Regions from separate parts of the Homo sapiens genome. Here region 1 is linked to region 2. A link is a contact called in ENCODE Hi-C or POLR2A ChIA-PET data. All regions are on one chromosome and are shown on one strand. The core of a region is the stretch at or near the end of the contact, and the rest is flanking DNA. Distances in the headings are between cores, read along the strand shown.

Region 1 (7,831 bases), core at 116-2,615, 41 kb after region 2:
TAGGCTTTCATAATTGTCCCCTGATCCCAAATGAGTGATCAGTAAGTGAGGAATGTAAAAGGTAACTCCTGAGGCCAGGCACTGTGGTTCACGTCTATAATCCTAGCACTCTGAGAGGCCAAGGCAGGAGGATAACTTGAGGCCAGGAGTTCGAGACCAGCCTGGCCAACAATAATGAGACCCCATCTCTACAGAATATTAAAAAAAATTTTGGTCTGAGAGCTAGGAGCAAGAGCTTAGGGAAAGGAGGAATAAGAGGAGGTAGTTGGCTACCAACAGACATCTGAATTCTTAACCAATGAAGAGAAAAAATGTAAAAGTGGTCCCAGCCGCTTGGGAGAATGAGGCAGGAGGATTGCTTGAGCCCAGGAATTCAAGGCTGCAGTAAGCTGTGATTGTGCCACTGCACTTCAGCCTGGGAAACAGAGCAAGACCCTGAAAAAAAAAAGAGAGAGAGAGAGAAAGAAAAGAAAAGAAAAGAGAAAGGTAACTCCAGTTCCAGCACACAGTGCCACTGCAGGAGTGAGGAAGCCACGTGGGAGAATTATTTTGTGGGAAAAGCTGAGGAATGCTTTTGCACATGTTGTATTGGAGGTACTGGTGCCCAAGTGGAGACAGCCTGAAGGCAGAGGGCGGCTTGAGTTGGGGCTAGAGATGGACACTTGGGAACCATGAGCACAGAAGAGACCACAAACATGTTGAGACAAGGGAAGCGGGCGGGAGAAAGAGCAGGGCATTGAGTCTTGAACATTGCTCACACCTTCATTGATTTGGAAGAGACAAACTGCTGCTGTCAACCCAAGTTTGGGGTAGGCGGAAAAGTGGATACAGAGATTCTCTACCTCCTCTTACTTGGGAATGTAAGTCAAATGTGAGTTTCATAGCAGGAAGAGCGTGAAGTTGTTAAGTGCACAGTAGTCCATGAGAACAGATTTTCCCATCTTGAGCAGACTCTGCAGAGCCACAAACAATGCCGCCTTATGAGCTCTGGTCAGTCTGGTCATGGGATACCTGTGGGGATTTCTTTCCTGTCGGAGCAGTGGCTTCCGTGAGACTTGGCAAAGAGGCTGGTCTGAGGAATGCTTCTGGTTGTGGGTACATTCCAGCCCAGGGTGGTGTCCCAGACATTTTCCTTTTAATGAAGCCCCAGCTTTTTTCTCCCTTTTGCTTTTTTTTTTTTTTTTTTTTTTTTTTTTTGTAATGAAAGGGTTGTTACAAGGGAAATACAATGGGGCCCTGGCTGTGTTTCATTAACTTTTAATTTAAGCTGTTAGTATGGAATTAGTTAGCAGACTTGTGAATCAATTAGCTAGCCAGTGGGATTCCATTTTAACAAGGGGAGCACTGTGCGCTCTCGGATGCTAGCTATGTGTGTGAATGCGGAGTTTAAGGAGCTTCGCTGTTTGTTCGACATCCGAAAGTGAATCACAGTCCTTGTTCCTGCCTCCTCTACTGGTTCCAAGTTCACTCGGCTAGAACATGCTGTGCATCACCCAACCCTTATCTTCTCTACAAATACAAATTTGGATTACTGAATAAATCCAGTGGAAATTCATTTTTCATGCTGATGAACTCAAAGACTTTCAGAGTTAAACCAAAACAATGCACTCGGAACTATAGTGAAACATTTGAACATTTACCCTTTGATCCAGAGTTTCCCCATATTCTGGGAAGCAGTAACTCCTGGGCAATTCTGCAGTCTTCTGAAAGTTCTATATAAGCTTAATTGTCCTTCCTCATTTGCAAACCCCACCTTGGGTTTGGGAAGATCTGACAGCTGCTGTCTGGGTTTGGCGTACTTACCCCGTTACTGGTTGAGAGGAGACCCAGTTAACAATTTCAGCCTCAAATTTAAAGTCCAGTCATCTCAAAGGAAGACAGTGACATAACAGGGAGGCCTAGCTGGCTTTAAAATAAAGGGAGAGGGGACAGAGTCAGTTCTAATAAACTGTAGAGATATATATATATATATATATATATATATATAGCATTTTAAGCCCAACTTGAAGAAAGTTGCTGAATTAGCATCAGAAAGCCACAGAAAAATGCATAGAGGGAGAGAGATAGGCTTGTGATTCACATTAATATTTTGGGCAATGGAATACAGTGTGACCAATAAAAATGATTCAAATAGTATGATAGAAGTATACTACTGTCGGCCGGGCGCAGTGGCTCATGCCTGTAATCCCAACACTTTGAGAGGCCGAGGAGGGCGGATCATGTGGTCAAGAGATTGAGACCAGCCTGGCCAACATGGTGAAACCCCGTCTCTACTAAAAATACAAAAATTAGCTGGGCGTGGTGGTGTGTGCCTGTAGTCCCAGGTATTTGGGAGGCTAAGGCAGGAGAATCGCTTGAACCCGGGAGGTAGAAGTTGCAGTGAGCCGAGATCGCACCACTGCACTCCAGCCTGGCAACAGAGTGAGACTCCGTCTCAAAGAAAAAAAAGAAGTATACTATTTTCATAGAAGTATACTTATTGGCATAGAAATATGTTTACCTGTCAGGTATGGTAGCCCATACCTGTAATCCTAGCACTTTGAGAGGCCTAGGCCAGAAGATCGCTTGAGCCCAGGAGTTTGAGACCAGCCTGGACAACACAGGAAAACCCTGTCTCTACAAAATAACTTTTTAAAAAAATTATCCAGGCATGGTGGTTCACACCTGTGGTCAGGAGGCTGAGGTGGGAGGATAGTTTGAGTGCAGGAGGTCGAGGCTGCAGTGAGCCATGATTGAGCCACTGCATTCTAGCTTGGGCAACAGAGCGAGACCCTGTCTCAAAAAATACATATATGTTTATGAATATTGGAACATTTAAAAAGCAGTAAATATACTATGAAGTACAATTGAATTTTAATTTCAGAATATTATATGCACACACATATACTGTCAGCAACAAAGAAAAAAACTGGATAGAAAATTATAACACTGTTATTAATTAAAATTGTTATACAAAATTTGAGAACAACTTGGGGGTTATAAGAACATGAAAAGCTGTGGTTTGCAACCTTCATAGGGTCCCAAAGCAAGATGGAAACATCCCAATGGGAGGTTAACACTTGACAATCTTATAACAAGGTCTATATATCAAACTTATTATCTATCCATCTAGCTAGCTAGCTAGCTAACTTACCTTCTATCCATCTGTCCAGCTATTATGTATATTCATGAAACTCATTTTTAAAACATGGGAGATAATGGCTCTAAATTTCAAAGAAATGTTTACACCTTGCCAGGAAGGTTTTCTTTTCCCAAGTCAGGGAGTGAAAGATGTCTGCTAATTCATTCGTGAACTTATTTACCTATTTTTTCCACAAGTATTTATTAAGAACCTGCCCATCAGCCAGGTAATCAGGAATCCTAAGATTAAATTATTAGAGTATTTTTCATTGTTCAAGTTTTCTCTTTTCAGTCATATTATGTGTGTGCCTCCTCTGAGCACAAGAGATCAAGGGAAACTACTTACAATCTTGATTTATAATAAGTGCGGTTTATCTGGAAGTAGTATTGAAGTTTTCTTACAATTGAGCATTTTTTCTAGAAGGGTGATGGTACTGCATTGGTAAGACTATCTAAACCTGTGCTGTCAGCACAGTAGCCACTAACCACATGTGGCTATTTAAATTTAAGTAAAAATTCAGTTTCTCTATAACTGTAGCCACACTTCAATTGCTGAATACCCAGATGTGGCCAGTGGCTGTCATACTGAACAGTAGAGATATAGGACATTTATGTCATCACAGAAAGTTCTCTTGGACAATGCTGGTCTAAACCTAATTGCTGAGAACACTTGTGTATAAAAAGGCACTTTTCACATTTTTTCTCTTCATTGCTTAAGAATTCAGAAGTTTGCTGATAGTCAACTACTTTCTTTTATTCCTCCTTTCCCTAAGCTCTTGCTCCTAGCTCTCGAAGCAATAAGCTTTTCAGAATTTCATTATTTGTCAGCACCGGCTCGAGAGAGCAGGCATCAAAGGGCCAACATTACACACTTATGTATGTTTATATAAATTTGGTTAAATATTAATTTGAAATGGTTGTAAATGAGATTTCAGGTTTGCAACAGCAGGAAAAAAGTCTGTATAACTTCGCTGTAAACATGGTCATTGGCGTTAAGTTGTTAAACTGTAACTAATCTGGCATCTTTGTTACGTAGTCAAGTTCCACTGGGTTTTGCTGTGTAGCATGCGATTCCAAAAATCTCAGTGATTTTTAACAAGAAATATTGCTCACTCCCATAGATAGAAGGTGAAATGATCTCATTCCTAATTTGCATTTGAGTAGCAACCTAAGTACTAAATCACAACCCAGGAATTTTCCAAAGTTCCTTACAAGTACTTTGAACTGGATCTTTCCTTAGAAAAATGTGTAGAAAAGGAAAATACATAATGACTGGTTATTATTCTACTTTCTTTGTGTTTAGAGGCAGCATTAATTTTCAAGTAGAAATTATATATATATTTTTAATGTGAAGCCAATCTGGAAAAGCTGCATGCTGTATAATTCTAACCATATGACATTCTGGAAAAGGCAAAACTATAGAGTCAGTAAAAGGATCAGTGGTTGCCAGGAGTTGAGGGGAGCAGGAGATGAATAGGGAGAGCACAGAGGATTTTTAGGGCAGTGAAATCGTTCTGTGTGGTACTGTGATGGGGGATCCCTGTCACGATCCATTCGTCAATATCCATACAATGTACAACACCAAGAGTGAACGCTGGTGTAAACTGTGGACTTTGGGTGATAATCATGTGTCATGAGGGTCATCAGTTCTAGCCAGCGTACCACTCTGGTGAGAGATGTTGGTAATGGGGGATGCTGGGCATGGGTAGGGACGGGGAATACATGGGGAATCTCTGTACCTTTAGCTCATATTGCTGTGAACCTAAAACTCTTCTTAAAACTAAAATTTTAAAATTAATGACAATAAATGAATTTAAAAATAAATGAATTAAAAAATCTATTTTAAAATTAATGGCAATAAATGAATGAGTAAAGCATGATTAATACATATACTACCACCCAGATCAAAAGAATAGAACCTTGCCACCCCAACTTCATATACTTCTTCCTTTTTGCAACTCTCCGCACCTTGAGAGGTAAACCAGAATCCTGACTTTCGTGATAAAATTTCTTTTCTTTATAATTGTATGATCTATGTGTACATTTCTAAAGCAATATAATTTAGTTTTCCTGGTTTGGAACTTTATATAAGAGGAATCATGACATACATACTCTTTCGTATCTTGATTCTTTTGTTAAAATTTCATTTTTGACACTCTCATTCATGTCTTTTAGTGTTGGTGAGCATTTCTGTAAATTTTGGCTCTAACTAGAACATTATACCATCTTTAAGAGGAGAGCTCAGATCAATGCATGCTACTGTGCAATGGGAAGAGTTGGGGCAGGAGGAAAAATATGAAGAAAATGTTAACCAGTGTATTTGATTTGTTTTAAAATACATTTATTACTTCTGTAATTTTTGCAAGTGTATAATTTTCCTAGGTTCTAATGCAGTATATAGAAAAGACATTTAGGGCCGGGTGCAGTGGCTCACGCCTGTAATCCCAGCACTTTGGGAGGCCGAGGCAGGCGGATCACAAGGTCAAGAGATTGAGACCATCCTGGCCAAGATGGTGAAACCCCATCTTTACTAAAAATACAAAAATTAGCTGGGCGTGGTGGCATGTGCCTGTAGTCCCAGCTACTTGGGAGGCTGAGGCAGGAGAATCGCTTGAACCAGGAGGCAGAGGTTGCAGTGAGCCGAGATCGTGCCACTGCATTCCAGCCTGGCAACAGAGCGAGACTCCGTCTCAAAAAAAAAAAAAAAAAAGTAGGAAGTAATGCTGATAACTTGAACACAAACACTTTCGTATTTTCATTTCAGGTTTAAAGTATTCATATATCATAATTTAACTCACTAGCAGAGTGTACTTACCCTGCAGTCAGACAATTTCCTCTCTCTTTAAGGAAAAAGTATAATCTAATCTGGTAGGGGATTTTTCTTTTATTTTTAACTTAACACCGTGAAAAATCAAAACACTGTCCTTGAGAAGGCATAATTTTTGAAATATGCAAATTTAAACGGTATCTTCCTTTTAAGTTGTGTAAAAACAAGACTTTTGCCTAAGTGTAAGACCAGAATTTTGCAAAATTCTGGACCTGCCTCTCTGGCCTGCCTCTCTCCGGTTTTGTGTAGGGCAGCAGGAGGCCTGGCAACGTGAATGTCTCCAAATCCTACTTCTGCTCTAAACTGAGATTTTGTGGTTTCTTTTTTTTTTTTTTTTTTCTTGAGGCAGAGTCTTGCTCTGTCACCCAGGCTGGAATGCAATGGCGTAATCTCAGCTCACTGCAACCACCACCTCCCGGGTTCAAGCCATTCTCCTGCCTCAGCCTCCCCAGTACCTGGGACTACAGGCATGTGCCACCATGCCTGGCTAATTTTTGTACCTTTAGTAGAGATGGGATTTCACCATATTGTCCAGGCTGGTTTCAAACTCCTGACCTCATGATCTGCCCACCTCAGTCTCCCAAAGTGCTGGGATTACAGGCCTGAGCCACCATGCCTGGCATCTTTTTTTTTTTAATGTTAGAATTTAAACCATCTGGAATTTATATTGTCATCTAACATGAGGTACAGATTGAAATTTATTTTTCCCTGCAGTTCATTGACCAATCTATGCTTTCTCACTGATTTGAAATGGCACCTTTATCATTCTCGAAATTATTCATGCTTATGGCTCTTTCTGATGTTCTGTTCTATGCTGTTGTCCTCTATGTCTTCACTTTAGCCAGTGTCATGCTGTTTTAATTATTGTACCTTTAAAATCTGTCAGCATCTGCTAGCAGAGATACTAGCATGCATACACACACACTGAGTATTCCTCTCTTTTATTACTGTTTATTATCAGATAAACTTTTGCATATATATGTTAATTTCAGAAAAGTATTCCATTGTGATTTTGAGATTGATTTAAAATTAAAATTTGATTTTGTGGAGATTTGACATCTTTAGATCACTGACTCTTACCACCCATGAAAATGACTCTCTCTCCATTAATTCTAACCCCTTCAATAAAGTTTTGCCATAGTCTTCATATAGACTTTGTATATTCTTATTCCATATCCCTATGTTATAACAGGCATCAGACCTATCATTTGACACCAACAGCTGGCATCCAAGACCACAGGAATGATGCCCAAAGCAGTCTACACCCACTCCCCACTAGGGCCCAGGAGGAAGTGTGTTTGCAGCCCTGACCTAAATCCACTTGTACCTTTCTCTCCTCTGCACAGTGACCTCTGCCTGGCCAAAGCCCCATGGAATGCCCTAATCACATGTCCCTCTGCAGAATAGTCCTTTCTCCAAAATGATCCCTCTTTTATTCCACCACCACCATAAGTCAATCTCTAGTTTCCCCTCTGGGACCCTGTATTACTCTGTTTTCACACTGCTATAAAGAACTGCCCAGGACTGGGTAATTTATAAAGGAAAGAGGTTTAATTGACTCAGTACTGCATGGCTGGGGAGGCCTCAGGAAACTTACAATCATGGTGGAAGGCAAAGGGGAAGCAAGTACCTTCTTCACAAGGCAGCAGGAGGGAGAAAAAAGCGCAGGAGGAACTACCACACACTTATAAAGCCATCAGATCTGGTGAGAACTCACTATCACAAGAACAGCATGGGGGAAACGGGCCCCATGATTCAATTACCTCCACCTGGTCTCTCCCTTGACACGTAAGGATTATGGGGATTACAATTCAAGATGCGATTTTGGGTGGCGACACAGCCAAACCATATCAGATCCTGATAGATTTTAAGCTTGGTGTTGAT
Region 2 (6,895 bases), core at 1,661-4,160:
TCCAAGTTCTAAAAAACATTCCTTCCTTATATTTGTTTTTTTTGTGTGTGTGTGTGTGTGTGATCTTTTTGATAAGAATAGTTGTCAAGGCTGGGCGTGGTGGCTCACGCCTATAATCCCAGCACTTTTGGGAGGCAGAGGTAGGAGGATTGCCTGAGGCCAAGGAGTTTGAGACCAGCCTGAGCAGCATAGCAAGACGTCAAGACCATGGCTCTTTAAAAAAAAATAAAAGTAGCCGGCATGGTGGCTCATGCCTGTAGTCCCAGCTACTCGGGACAGTGAGGTGGAGGATCACTTGAGTCCAGGAATTCAAGGCTGCAGTGAGCTATGATTGTGTCACTGCGCTCCAGCCTAGACGACAGAGTACAATCCTATCTCAAAAACAAAAAACAAACAAAAAAGAATGGTTGGAGAGAGAGAGAGAGAAAGAGGAAAATAAAAAGAGCAATTCATCCTGCAAAGACCTAGAACATGAGTGCCTCTTCTGATGAGGCTCAGTGGTCCTGGAAAGCTCCTATTGGACAAATCTTGGAGAATAAACAGAAACATTTTGGAGAGGTGGGAGAGCGAAGGAACCAGTCTTCATTGACAGCTGACTTTATTTTTCGATTTGTCAGAGCACGCCAAAGCCCAGTGCCCTGTGACCAGGACAAAAGGGGAAGTGGCTGCATTTTGACATGTCCCAGCTTCACTAGAGAAAGCCCACTTGTTTCTGACTTTCCAGTGCGGGCAAAAGCTGGCAGATCCACCACCTGTGCTCTTGCTGCCCAGCATCTAGGGAGCTTTGCTATTCTGAGTGTTTCTGAGGAAGCCATATGGATGGTGCTCAACTGGATTTTTCTACTTAGAGGGCTTTATGGATTTTAATGTAGAGGTCGTGGCTTCTCTGCATCACTGGCAAGTGTTGTCCATCTCTCCGTCCTTCTTGAGTTCCATACCCAGTGCATCATGAACAAATCCATCTTTTTTATCTGACCTATGCTGTGTCTACTCTCTCAGCTCCTGCTTTTGCTTATCCCTCAAAGGGGAGGTGTTCTTAGCTCTCTGACCTCTGGGTTGATACAGAGGCCAAATTTATCCCAGGGAAGGAATAAGTACATTTGAAATAAGTCACTGAGAGGAGAAGACTGTGTGTTTTAAAGCCAGGTTTGTTTAAAGTGTTATGATAGTATTAAGATGTTCTTTCATTTTCATAGAAGTACTTCATTTGGCTAGAAGGTCAAATGCCTGGTGCTTTGAGGACCTGAACAGTTTCTGTTCCATGAACATACCGGACTCAGGAGTTCTTTTGCTCCAGATACTAAGTTATTAGAACAGTGTTTCCCAACTATGGTGAAAGAAAATCAATAATCAGAATTTTTTAGTAGTTTTCAGTATTTCAAAAGATCTAGTTCGTTTCACAGTTCAACTGAAATGATGGGTGTATTTGCATCTAGTGGCAATCATATTCACTATGTTAACCCTACATATGTTAATCATAAGCTCTGATTGACAGTTGTATATTTTCTGTTTAGCACTAAATAAGGAAAGAATTCTAGTAATTTATTGAATGTAGTTGGATTTCCTTCAGACTACAAAGAATGCCTTGACAATCTCACTCCCTCCTTTTGATTTTCAGTGATTCAGGTCATCTGGATTCCTGGCCTTCCTCCTGCTATTCTCTTCTGTAATCTCCATTTGCCCGACCACCTCCTACCATCTTTTAGTTTAAACGCCATTCTCTGCCTTCCAGGAGCTATAGACTAGAATAGATTGCCTTCTGTGTCCTCCCCAGCAGTAGAAATTTCTACTGCGTGATAACTCTCACGCAATTACTCTCTCAGGGTTCTCTGACACCAGAGATTGTGTTATATCTTATTCTTTACCTTGCCCCAGCCCCTGCCCTGGTGTTTGGCACATAATCTACACTCAATAAATATTTCTTTGTTTAATGGGTGGATTGAATTCATTGTCACACTGAGTGACATCCATCTGGATGCTTGATTACACCACGCGGCTATCATATTCTGAAGGAACATGATATCTATGAAGATCTCAATCATGGTTTAATCCCCAGCAACTAGCACAGTGTCTAAGACAGAAACTTAATATGGTTCAATTACTTTCGAGATTTTTTTTTTAATGGGGACACTACAGATTTGGATAAAAGACATTAATGATGATGTTTCCTGTCCTATCACTAGGCAGTTCTATGAAAAGGCACTCCTTTTTTCAAAATTCCAACTTATAATGTAAGATTTGATGGGTTTGTTCAATTCCTACTAAGTGAGCAGTACCATGATTTTAGGTCTGTAAGTAGCTTAAAGTTAAACTTAGAACTTTGGTTGGCGATGCTCACCCTGGTCTCTGTTATGGATAACAGTTTGAATGAGGTTGATGACTGGGTCTTTTAACTTGATGTCCTTGTTTATTTTCTGCTTGCTTTGTTTGGTCAGGTCTGGCATGGAGCCGAAAAATAAGAGCTTGCTTGCAGTTTGACTTTCACTGTGATTCAGTTTTGCAATCTTTTAAAAACATCCTTCAGGAGACCGCCATGTATCTATCTGTGGACATCTCCCAGATTTTCCAAAACAAGCACAAGATAAATAAGGGGGATTTGGAAATTTCCAAATTTTAACAGATGGGAATTTGCTTCCACTGTCTGAGAAATCTTTGCTATAGATAGAGGGGAATCCCAGAAAAAAATCTAAGTCTGAAAGCTCCACAGAGTTCTCTGCCTTTGCCTTCCCTGGAAAAGGGGTCGGGGGAGAGCAAACAGATGCTAGAAGCCAGTAAAGTCCTGTCCTCATGAAAGCTCTCAGCCCAGAGGACAACACTCTGGGGCAGTCACTTCAGTCATAGGATATTTCCCTCTCCAAATAACCGAGGAGAGAGCCTAACCTCTGGGGTGAGTGTGGTGTATAAAGTGTGAGAATCGTGCGTGTCCAGGAAGAGAGTGCTGCTAACAGATGACTCCTTGGGGGCCCCCTTTGTTCTCTGCTTCTGTTTGTATTGAGTCAGCTTGCTTAGGAATATAGATCAGTGAGACTAAAGTATCTCTGTTGGGCCAGTTCTTTCTTCTCTGTACCATGGTCAATCTACAGGGTGCCTGCACATCCTCCACAGCCTCGAGGTCACAGACTTACTCTCTGTGTCTCTAGGCTATAGAGCAGAACAAAACAGAGCCAAGACAAGGTGTCTGGAAAAACAGAACTCATGGTCTTCCAACAGGGCATCAAAGGGTTTCTAAAATTTAAAGCCAAAGGGAACCTCAGGGGTCACCTGGTCCAACCCCTCTGTTATTTTAGGAGGACAAGAGGCATTAAGTGATTCAGAAGACACAGTCTAGTGGTGGCAAAGAGGACAATTCAGACAGTTCCCAATTTACAATGATTCAACTTATGAAGTTTCAACTTTATGATGGAGTGAAAGTGATACGTATTTAGTAGAAACTGTATTTCAAGTATAACCATTCTGTTTGTCATGTTCAGTACAGGATTTAATAAATTACATGAGATATTCAACACTTTATTATAAAGTATGCTTTGTGTTGGATGAGTTTGTCCAACTGTAGGCTAATAGAAGTGTTCAGAGCACATTAAAGGTAGGCTGAGCTATGATGTTCGGTAGGTTAGGCGTATTAAATGCATTCTCAACTTATGATATTTTCAACTTACGATGAGTTTATTGGGCCATAACCCCACTCTAAGTCAAGGAGCATCTGTATAGGCTTTGGGGTCAGGCATCAGCTGGAATCCTGACTCTACCTCTTTAGTTCAGCTATGACCTTGAATAAGTCACTTAGACTCTTTAAGCTTTAGCTTTATTGATAAAACAAAAGTAATAATAGCACCATAGGACTGTTAAGAGGATTACATTAGAGAAAATTCATGTAAGGCACATAGCCTAATGCATGGCACTCAGTAAGTACCTAAAAATTAGTAGCAACTATTCATCTTCGTCATCATTATCATGATCATCAAAGCTGGAGCCTAGGACCCAAGCCTCCTAGCTCAGCATTCCTCTTACAACAGCCCTTTGAATCACCTTCATATGTCGTTAATACTTCATTGGGTACCCCAATCTATATTAGTTTAAGTACAGACTGTGGTGACATCATTAGTTAGAGTCTGTGAGATGGGAGGGGGGGGCAAATAATGATTCATTCTCTTAAAAAGGGGATGTAACACTTTTTTTTTTCCTTCTTCAACTGGAATAGTTAGGGATGTAACACTTTAAAAGAGCATGTTGTACATCAAGGTAATATAGGTAACTTAAATTTATTTTGGATTTTGTTTATGTATGGTTGCAATCCCATTAGAGTTTAATGGTATTTTCATTTTACAACACATTCTAGTGTGTTAGGAAGTATGTGTTAAGAGTTCTCTTCTATTTATTATTTTCATTACTTTCCCATTCCAGTATAGACATAGTAAACTCCTAAAATTAAGTATATTCTTCTTAAAGAATTCTAAGTGACCATTTTGGTGGAAAAACTACCTGCGCTAGTTTGCATGTGATCTAAATGATCCAAACTAATGGGTGAGCTTTGGGTGCTTGAGGACTATATGCAGGAGAAAAGAGGAGGGATGGATAAAACTTTTCCAATTTTAAAATAAAAATTATTTTCTGAATGTGCTTTAAATGCATCTGCTACATGTACTCAAGAATGTTGAGTCTGACCCCTCAAATTTATTCATTAAGTTTTGCTACATCAGACTACACAAAGGTCGGGAAATCATGTGTCCAAAATAAAATCAGATTTGAGCTCCACCTTATTCTGGCCTATACAATGTCCCTGTTCTTACCACCTTTTCTCGTCTTTCACAACCTTGAATCAGAATCTCTAGTTCAACATCATTTCCTTTTTTCCCTCCCCCACTTAAACATAAAATATAGATATGTGAATTCTATAAAGCCTGCTTGGATAATCAGCTTACCCTAATTCAGCTCTTTTCCTCATCAAGAGGAGGGACTTGACAGCTACTCAGGAGGCTGAGGCAGGAGAATGGCGTGAACCCGGGAGGCGGAGCTGGCACTGAGCTGAGATTGCGCCACTGCACTCCAGCCTGGGCGACAGAGCGAGAACCCGTCTCAAAAAAAAAAAAAAAAAAAAAAAAAAAAAAGAGGAGGGACTTCAAACCTTAGTGCTGGTAGTAACACCTGAGACAGAAAACCCGTGTGACACAGAATATGAGTCCTTAAGCAAAAGGACTGTCGTATTCATCCCTGTGTCTCTGGAGCTAGCACAGTCCTTAGTGCATTGTACATTTGAACAAATGTTTGAGTGAATAACAAGCCCGTTCTCCATTCTGGTTAACTTACGAGTACTGTACCAATTTTCTTCCCTGGGCGGAAAAAATTATGAACCATGGTTCTTGTGAAAGTTATTATTTTTAAATGCCTAGACATTCATTCCCAGAACTAGAAACATAAGAAACAAGTTGATACATCAAGGGACCAAGAGATATAAATGATAATAACTTGGAAATATTTAAAGTTGTAAAGATCCTGCTTAGAAGAGGGAAGTTATCAAAAGGGGTTGAGACAATAGTTGAATGACTGAGAAGACATTAATGAAAATCACATAGGAGTATGATCTAAGAAAAGGTACTTGACATTTTTCCAAGTGAGAAAACTGCATGATCAGATAACCATGCATAGGTTGGAGATGTGTCCAGAGAAATTTATTCCTGAAAGACAGCGATAAAGTACCAGAGCTAAAATAGTCCATCTGATAGAGACATTGGAGCTGAGATCTGAAATGATGCCTGTTTCTTATTAAGTTGGATTCTATTTACTACACATTTTTTAGTGTATAGATAGAAAAGGGTACACAATAGGTACCTAAAAGCAGATAGCTGTAATTACTACTATTTATCTTTTGTGCTCTGAGGTTTCTCATACTGTGTTGGTGCCACACTCTAATCAGCTGCATAAAAGGGTAGATCACTTGCCACCACAGAGGCATGTGGGAGAAGACAGCATGTCTAGGACATTACGCTGAGGCTGAGGCAGTAGGCAAGGAAGTCCAACCTGCAGGCTAAGAGTCAGTTTTCACTCCTGTGGGAAAAGCATGCCCAGCTCTCAGCAAAAGCATAGAAATCAAGAGAGAACAGTAAAGGCAAACAGGATATGTAGCCTAGTTCCAGTTGAAGGTATTATTCCTAACAATGAAAAATGTCAATATAACTATTTCCAGAGTTAAAACTTCAGACACATGCTATGACAATGAGACAGTATGTTTGAAACTACAGATGTCCAAGGAAATTCAGGCTATATGCTCACCATATGTAGAGAAGGCAGGGAAATTTAATTGTTTGTAGAGAAAGAGACCCAAGACTTCGTAAAGCCATGGGATATGGAGTTGGGGGACCTGCCAGTCACCTTGTCAGTTCACTTCATTTTATAAAGAAAATTTCTAGTCTCAGGGAAGCCAAGCAACTTTCCCAACCAAAACGTTAGCTTTGCGTTAAGAGAATTTTAGAGATAGATTATTAACATCTTGCGGCTGAGATACTGTAAATATCTTCAAGAATTCCAACATTTTGAGCAATTGTAACTCCCAGAATAATTATTTTTGCTATAAATATTTTGCCCATTTTATGGTAGTATTCCAGGGTCTTTACTCCCAAGTCAAACTCAAATATTGGGAAAAGTCGGATCCTTTTTCTTATCAATTCCCACTTCACATTCCCCGTTGTGATCAGCTTTCTGAATTTATTTGTAATTATTTCTTCAGAAGAGAGAAATATGGATAATGGACGGAGGAACAGGAGAAAATGTTAGCATATTGACACAAAGGTTTCAGTATTCTAAATAATCAAATATTTGAAAAATATATATTTTGTCCTTTTGCCCTAGAGATATAAATTGACACAAAAATATTTACAAAACACATTAGTAGACATCAATG

The links. A loop is a pair of places that touch in the nucleus more often than their neighbours do. ChIA-PET counts read pairs that join two places held with the same protein, here RNA polymerase II (POLR2A). Pooled maps may share reads with other maps.
Region 1: a loop to region 2 is called in a map of esophagus muscularis mucosa, with 1.9 times the contacts of the local background. The contact joins two enhancer-like sites. A Hi-C loop is called at or near these places in 6 of 168 maps with a recorded cell type or tissue (HCT116, HepG2, astrocyte of the cerebellum and 3 more), 1 of 37 single-sample maps with no recorded cell type and 1 of 50 pooled maps. POLR2A ChIA-PET finds 5 or more read pairs at or near these places in 1 of 52 experiments (CD4-positive, alpha-beta T cell).

Annotation. Positions count from the first base shown.
Region 1 is chr4:168,783,891-168,791,721 of GRCh38, forward strand. The region is part of intron 10 of PALLD (palladin, cytoskeletal associated protein); the gene reads left to right. Among named protein-coding and RNA genes, the nearest start is that of PALLD-AS1, 140 kb to the left of the region's middle. RefSeq lists an enhancer at 6,125-6,184. Within about 2 kb of position 1,366, at least 3 of the 41 ENCODE cell types and tissues checked have a DNase peak (open chromatin) inside an H3K27ac peak, as active enhancers do.
Region 2 is chr4:168,741,306-168,748,200 of GRCh38, forward strand. All of the region lies in intron 10 of PALLD (palladin, cytoskeletal associated protein), which reads left to right. Among named protein-coding and RNA genes, the nearest start is that of PALLD-AS1, 96 kb to the left of the region's middle. Within about 2 kb of position 2,911, at least 3 of the 41 ENCODE cell types and tissues checked have a DNase peak (open chromatin) inside an H3K27ac peak, as active enhancers do.